Regions from separate parts of the Mus musculus genome. Here all the other regions are linked to region 2. Evidence: chromatin loops called from intact Hi-C (ENCODE). Cell type or tissue: left cerebral cortex. All regions are shown on one strand. Region 1 overlaps Ablim1 (actin-binding LIM protein 1). Region 2 has its middle 8.5 kb from the start of Gm50270. Region 3 has its middle 22 kb from the start of Ablim1.

Region 1 (2,500 bases), 120 kb before region 2:
TGGAGGGGCACTGTCATCATTCACCAGTGTGCTTATAGAAAGTGGGAAAGACAAGACAGGTGCTCAGCGTGAATGACACAGGTTTGGAGGCAGAGATGCTATCATGATTCTACAAGCAAAGGAGTGGGTGACAAAGTGGGCTGGCCGAGCAGCAGCAGCTCAGGCAGATGCACAGACTCTTTCTTCCCTGGGGGACTCATCCAGAAGGAACCAGCTCTGTAGAAATCTTCATTATGGACTTGCATCTTCCAGAACTAAGACAATACCTTCCTGTTGTTTAAACCACCAAGCCTGTTCTGTTAGGGACTCCCAGAAGACTGTGTGACTTGTCTACCCCTCTCATTTTTTTTTTCCATCACATCCCTGGCCAGGTTCCATCCATCCTCATGTGGGCTTCTCTCAAATCTCACATTTTATTTCCACTCTCATTTGTCACATATTCAGACCTCCCCAGTCTCCAAAGGCCCAGATTAAAAGCCCTCTGCTCCAAAATGGCCGATCAGCATACCCTGAAGTCAAACCAAGATGGCCGATCAGCATACCCTGAGGTCAAACCAAGATGGCCGATCAGCATACCCTGAGGTCAAACCAAGATGGCCGATCAGCATACCCTGAGGTCAAACCTCAGGTGAGATGCTTCTTCCACACACCTACTTCCTCTCAGTCACGTGTGAGCCTGTTTGGCTTCAACAGTAGACAGCCAAGAGACAAGGGAGCCACTGTGCCCTGTAAGTTCACGGGGTCTCCCCAGCCCAGAAAAGAGCATGCGGGGTACGTACGTGATGATACGGAGGAGTTTCCTGGAGGCGTGTGGACTTCGTGAGTCTTAAGGGGAAATGAAGGAAGGACCTCTGCAGCCACACCTGCTGCTGAGAGCACGCAGTCCATTTTCAGCAACTGAAATGAGCCAGGAAGTAGAGCCACCCCCACCCCACCCCCATTATCTGGAACATGTCTCTGTGCCAAAGCTCTCCGTGGTGCAGGCTCAGCTGGCTTCCTATAGGAGTCTGTACGCTTCTCACTCACTACTGAGAGACTCCGTTTACCGAAACCTGAAAGACAACCCAGCCCAAGGGATCCTAGAGTCCCCTTGTTCCTTTTTTTTTTTTTAACTTTTTTTTTGTTTTGTTTTGTTTGTTTTTTGTTTTTTGTTTTGTTTTTTTTTTTTTTTTTTTGAGACAGGGTTTCTCTGTGTAGCCCTGGCTGTCCTGGAGTTCACCCTATAGACCAGGCTGGCCTTGAACTCAGAAATCTGCCTGCCTCTGCTTTCTAAGTGCTGGGATTAAAGGTGTGTGCCACCACGCCCGGCGTCCCCTTGTTCCTAACTGGGTAATTTTGCCACACCCCACCTCATGCCCCTGGAGTTACACCTAGCAATGTCTGGAGACATTTTCAGCTACCACAAATGAAAGGGCAATGCCTCCAGTGTCCAGTAGGGGAGAGTCCAGGAGTGAGCCCAGCTAAATACCTTGTAATACACAGGACAGAACCACAAAGGAGGAGCTGACTGCATGGTAAGGAAAGCAGCTAAGAGATCTTACTGTAGAGACATCATTTGCGCTCTCTCGCTCTCTCTCTCTCTCTCTCTCCCTCTCAATCTCTCTCTCTCTCCCCCTCCCTCTGTGTGTGTGTGTGTGTGTGTGTGTGTGTGAGACTCGTGCACACTCTCCTAATTTTCAAATGTCAGGTAGAGAACAAACAACAGACATCCTTCCCTTGTAGGAGTATGAGCATTGAGACCTCTGTTGTTGCAGGAAACAAAACAAAACATAGAAGAAGCCGGAGTCTAAAACTCCATTTACCTGGCTAGGTCACTTTTGTGGCTGAATTCTTAATCTTTCACAAGGTCACATAGGTTCCAAGCCATAATGGTTCCACCTTTATTATTTAAATAAGATATGTTTATAACTTTACCTCTGGGATTTACTTATTTTTCCCCCTCAAGCAAACACACAAACAAGAAAGAAACAGATTAGTTTAGAAACTGTGCCAGAACACGTATCGGTTAGCCAATTACAGCTTTTAAATTAGTACAGTGGGTCCCCAGCGTACAGGCTGGCAAGTGTGTGTTGTCTTCAAGAAGACAGATATTGACGGATGAACCCCCAGAACCCTTCGGTGCATCTTCGTTAGAGGGTGCAGCAAGGATAAGGAGCCCTTGAACACCTCAGGGAAGCAACCACTTCATCAAGATTCTGAGATCGATTAGTGTCTGTGAGTGCAGGAGAATGGGTGTCTGGTCTGGAGAACAAAGATGACGCGAAGGTCAAAGGATGTGAGCTGCAGAGGGTCTGCTGCAGGGCCGGCCACGCTGGCTGAGCATGGACCTTCTCTGCAGCCTATATCAGGCTCAAGCAGAGAGGCAGGGGAAATGACTTACAAAGCAGTGTGTGCAACTGTAGGGAGCACAGCAGAGAGCCAGAGGCCTGCCTTGCTCTGTGGCATGGACATCAAGATGCTGTGAGCCTGCTAGAGGGTCCCCATCAGCTTTAGGAGGCAG
Region 2 (2,500 bases):
ACACGCTGCCTCAAGGGACATCAACGGATGCAGAAGTTACTGCCTTGCAAATATACTTTCTAAAAATAATCAATATTTTTCTTCAGTGCTTATGACAAAGCAACCAAGCCACTTCATTTTAATTGCTCGCAAGCTGCACAATGACTTGATCTCTTTAATATTTCACTCATAGTGGCAGCCACTGAGCTATGACTAACTCTCTCCTGAGCATCGCTGCTGTATCCAGATGGCAAGAAATTCATCCCCTTCACTCCTGCCTGAAAAGCAATTCTGATTTTTCTCCCCTTCTTTTCCCCTCCTTCCATTCCACCTGCAGTAACTGTTTCCACTCCAAAGGAGCTGGGAGGCGAAAGGGGGAACACCAGTCAAGGGTTAGAACAAGTGAAATTACTTTTTTAAAATGGAGCATAAACCCTGCAGCTTTAAATCCTACTGCATCAAGCCCTGGATTTCTTCCATAACTGAGCTACAAAATGGTAACAAGAAAGGAGGAAAAAATTGCCTCTTCTTCCCAGTCAGCCCTTCCACAGCTCTTCAGCAGGATTGGCAGTGGCCAGCCCATCCCCCACACCTTCCCAGCCCAGAGGCGCCGCCAGTACAGGTGGGCTGGGCACCGGACCTTGGCCCTCAGGCTTCGCCCACATCCGGCGACCAAGGTCAAGGGCGACCGCTTCCTTTCCCAGCCTTAGGAGCCCCGGGAACCGCTGCCAAAGTTTCAGGCCGGGCTGGGGCCAGCTCTGCTCTCGAAACCCCTTGCCCTCAGGCACCTGCCCAGCGCGCCCTGTTCCAGACCCCGCGCCGGCTCCGCACGCCATCCCACCTGGTCCCCACTCACCTCGGGTGGACATGGCTCAGGCAGCCACAGGAAGCGGGAGGGAGAGGCGAAACCCGCAGGGCGTGGGGAGGAGAGGATCCCAAGACGTGCACACGGGCTCGCGCGTCCTCCCAGCCCCGGGCGAGCGCACGCCTCCCGCAGGACACCTGCTCGGCTCGCTGGCTCGGGGCAGCCCGGCGGGCAGCCGCGGATCTGCAGGGCGCGGCGCTGCTGACAGCTAAGGCCGGCTGGGCGGGGCCGGTTCCCCCTCCTGGTGCCCGTGGGCCGGGCCCACTCGGGTCCAGAGGCTGCTGGGGACTCACTGCCCGCTTGGCCACGGCGCCAGGCGGAGCTTTGTTTCTGAGCAAGGTGGGGCGTGTGATGGGGTCTACGTCTGCTACTCTCTGGACCCGAGTCTCTGATGATGATGATAATAATGCGGGGGAAGGAGGGGGAGGTATTGCTGTCAGTGAATGCTTTCCAGCTTCCAGCCTTGGTCCCAGAGAGACACCATTAGAAGGAGTGAGTCTATGCCTTCCCTAAGAGCTGTCCTTCAGTGGAGAAAGAATTTCAGGGTCACCTGAGGGGGATTGACCCTGACTGTGGAGCAGTCTTTGGCTGTTCATAAGCAGGACCAGCTATGACCCTCATCAAGGCCAGTCCAGCTCTAGAAAGGCTGGTAACCGGGATGGGACAGGGCTGGAGCCGAGAGAGGGTGACGAAACCCTTTCTGTGTATCATCAGGACAGAAATGAGAAGACTCAGAAGTCTGCTGCCTCGGAGGTGTGTAGACTGCCTCTGTGCTGGCTGGGAGAACAAAGAACAGCTGGCCCCGAGTTCTAAACTCCCCGAGTCCCTTCCTCACCTCTTCCTCTGTACTCCACAAAGGTCTGGTTATTTTCTGCGGAAGTTCTTCCCAAATCTCCTGATGAAAACGAGATTCACCGAATAGGTTCGGCAATTCAGAAATGCTCAAAGAACAGGTGGACATAATTCTAGGAAAAATAATGGGCAGATAGTTGGAGAACGCCCAGCTTTATGATCCTGTCATCAGGGAAGTGTGAGGATAAAGACATAATGAGAGAAGAAAATTGTGAACTCCAATAGCAACTCCTAAACTCAGCACCTAACATCAGCTCATTGGCTGCGGCCTCAAAATGACTTCTTTCCCTCTGACCTTAGTTCACCATTCGTCCTTCACACCTGAGTGATTCCAGGGAAGTCTCCATGCTCAACGTCCATGTTCCCCAGCCTCAACGCTCCTCAGCCTGCCTCCAGTCTCTGCCTCCTTCACTTTAATTCTACCTGTTGGCCTTGAGAATAGTTTTTGTTTGTTTTGGGGGTTTGGGGAGGGGCTTGCTTGTTTGTTCGTTTGTTTACTTAGGCCATTGTCATAACTCCAAAGCTTGCAGGGTGCCCCCACTGATCAACAGATAGTCTCAGTATTTCATCCAAGCAATTAATTCCACCGACAAAGATTTAGCGAGCATATACTACGTGCCAGTCCTCATGGCAGGTCGTAGGGCCTCAACAGTGAGTGAAACAGGCATGATCCATGTCTAAAAGAGCTTTCCTCTTCTGAAATGTTAAGAACCCTGAACACCGTGCATGCCTGTCCTCCTGTGCACCTCTAGCTATCCCCCAAACACTACATGATGACTTTCCCTGCAGACGTTTCTCAATAAT
Region 3 (2,500 bases), 78 kb before region 2:
CCAAGTAGAGACTATCATGGTGAGAGTAACTCGAAAGTTAAAAACAATAAACTCACGGGTGAAGCCAAGAACCTTGAAAGGGAGAGACCTGTGTGAATTAATAGTGTACTTGCACAGTCACGTAGGCAGCATAATCTTTTATATGAAAACAGAGGCTGACCCCTTAAGCCACTTTGAAATAGTCAATAAAGAGGTGCTTGTCACTCCGCTACCATGCTGACCAAGACCATGCGTCCCACAACTCCTAGAAGATTGCTTCTATCAAGTCAGCATGCAGTCCCTGAACGGCGCTGTAAGAAAAGGAAATGCTAGGCTCATACTGTCCATCAGATTTGAGGCAGCTTGGTGTAGTCATAAGCCAGAGAAGAGAGTGGCTGTCACGGTGGGGGAGGTGAGACTTGGGGAGAAGTTCTCAACGCCCTGCCATTGCTGTTTTCTGGGACCTGGGAGCCCTACGCTCCTGGCTGCTATTGGTCCTCACTCCTCCCGCACGTTCCTGGCAATGTCACGCTCTGATTGGCCCACATTTGTGGATGTTGGAAGAGCTCATTTGCCGAAGGAGCTGCGAATGCCTCTTTAAGCGCGAGAACCCATCATCTAACCAATCTCCATCTTCTCCCAGGAAACCCAAGAGGCATACAGACACGCTCTTCCGCTTTGTGGGAGGGAATGAGTGACATAGCGGGAAGGCTTGTTAGACACAGTCTTCTGATGATTATCCTAGCTTTCATCGCCGCCTTTAAAGTGTGTATGCAAATGACGGAGACCTAGGTGTCAGCAGTCATATTTAAATATAAAATAGAGGGCTGCATATCTCAGACGCCTAAATTACTATTAATCATATGCAAATGCTAGCTCATGCATTTCTTTTATATCTGAGGAGAACAAATGACTGCATCAAAATCTTGCCTCTACCTAGGAGAAGGGACGGGGGAATCTACTCTAGAAGGGAAGGGGATAGATAACCAGGTTTGTCTGAAAACATCCAGGAACCAACTAATGAGACTAGAAATAATGTTTAATTATGGTCAGACTCCCGTCCATTCAATGTATCCCTTTATAAAAATACCAACTTCAGCAAAAAATATATTGCTATGGCCCGGTATAGTAATACATGCTGTGATCCCAGCACTCAGGAGGCAGATGCAGCCGACAGCCAAGAGTTCAAGGCCAGTGTGGGCTACAAAGCAAATTTAAGGCAAGCCTGGACAGGTTAGAAAGACTCAAAACAATAGCAAATGTATTGCCAATGCGCCCTGAATCGAGCACTGTATTTTTTTTTTTTAAATACAGAGCAATGAGACCCTTTCTTGTTCCAAACATGAAGTGTGTCTGATTTTAAGTCTTGAAAGAATTTGCCAAATTCCAATCTAATTATGACTGAGATTCAAGTTAGCTGAGTGAGTTCTAGAGATACTTTCTTCAGATTCCAGCTGGCAGCAAGCGGGGACGCCAGATACCTTCAAAATATGCCGTGGAACAGAAAGGGAGTCAATTAAAGCTAAGGGGAAAAAAAAGATTTTCTTTCCGGGCTTAGCCTCTAGAAATAGCACCCACTTACAGCTTTATTCTACTGGCTTAGAATCTCTTAATCTCTTCTGTCATGTAAGACTTTTTCTGTAATTTACCCTAATGTTCCTGGAAAACAAGATGAAAATGCATTCTTTGTGTAGTACAAACAATTAAAAAAAAAGACCTTGAACTTACTTCAAAATAACATATCTGCATTATCATATCTTATATATCATATCATGAATGTATTCAAATAGATGTATAAAGACCCTGAGACACTGTAATTTTATCGCTATGACCTCTTTCAGTTAGGAAAATCATAAATTGTAGTTTTTTTCTTAACCAGAAAACACATTAATACATCTTAATGATTATGCCATATATAGCATTTTTATTAACTTTTAGTTTCAGCCCTCAAGGAGGTCAAGAGGGTACCTAAGAATCTTCTGTAAAATTCCTGTCATCCTATCCTTCAGTGCCGGTGGGGCAGGGGAGGGAAACACTGAGACTGACTCTGGCTTACCGCCCCGCCCAGCTAGGGCTACTGTCAACTTTAAAACTTACTATTCCTTTGTTTGTCAACATTTATCTTCCGGTTACTGTCTAAGGTAGATCAATAGCCAATGCAGGATCATATTTCCAGGTTGTGAAGGCCCGAGCTCTGAGAATTACTTTTACTGGAAAAAGTTGCAAGCAGGAGAAGACAGATGAATTATTCATCATCTACCGTGTGCCAGCCCTGAATGCCGTCATGCCTCCTGACAAGTGCCCTCATGTGAAGCAGACCGGGTGCCCCAGTCCTCCAAGTGCCCAGGATGATGACAAAGCTGAGCCAGGCGGAGCTGATCTGAGGTGCTGCAACTCAGAGAGCCAGCATTGAAGGGGAAGGCACAGAGCCCATCTGCCTTCTGCGGCATCCCTTACTTACTGCCTGCACTCCAGAAACCAAGGTAACCCAGCCCCACTGAGGAAGGAAGTCCCCCTAAAA

The links. Hi-C counts contacts between places; a loop is a spot of excess contacts. Peaks named below come from ENCODE experiments on the same cell type or tissue, not always from the same donor. Only the 100,000 strongest peaks of a DNase experiment are listed, where the experiment ranks them.
Region 1: a loop joins it to region 2, with 2.2 times the contacts of the local background. A loop is called at or near these places in 6 of 42 quality-filtered maps.
Region 3: a loop joins it to region 2, with 6 times the contacts of the local background. A loop is called at or near these places in 4 of 42 quality-filtered maps.

What each region holds. Positions count from the first base shown.
Region 1 is chr19:57,192,686-57,195,185 of GRCm38, forward strand. The region is part of intron 1 of Ablim1 (actin-binding LIM protein 1); the gene reads right to left. Among named protein-coding and RNA genes, the nearest start is that of Ablim1, 22 kb to the right of the region's middle. In left cerebral cortex, a CTCF peak has its summit at 1,432; DNase peaks (open chromatin) are centred at 156, 858 and 1,409; H3K27ac peaks cover 552 bases.
Region 2 is chr19:57,313,858-57,316,357 of GRCm38, forward strand. It overlaps a transcript of Ablim1 not described here. Among named protein-coding and RNA genes, the nearest start is that of Gm50270, 8.5 kb to the right of the region's middle. In left cerebral cortex, a CTCF peak has its summit at 1,004; DNase peaks (open chromatin) are centred at 267, 474, 977, 1,269 and 1 more place; H3K4me3 peaks cover 1,750 bases; H3K27ac peaks cover 1,857 bases.
Region 3 is chr19:57,236,291-57,238,790 of GRCm38, forward strand. It overlaps a transcript of Ablim1 not described here. Among named protein-coding and RNA genes, the nearest start is that of Ablim1, 22 kb to the left of the region's middle. In left cerebral cortex, no CTCF peak of the experiment used is centred here; DNase peaks (open chromatin) are centred at 518, 1,192, 1,457 and 2,387; H3K4me3 peaks cover 1,899 bases; H3K27ac peaks cover 1,262 bases.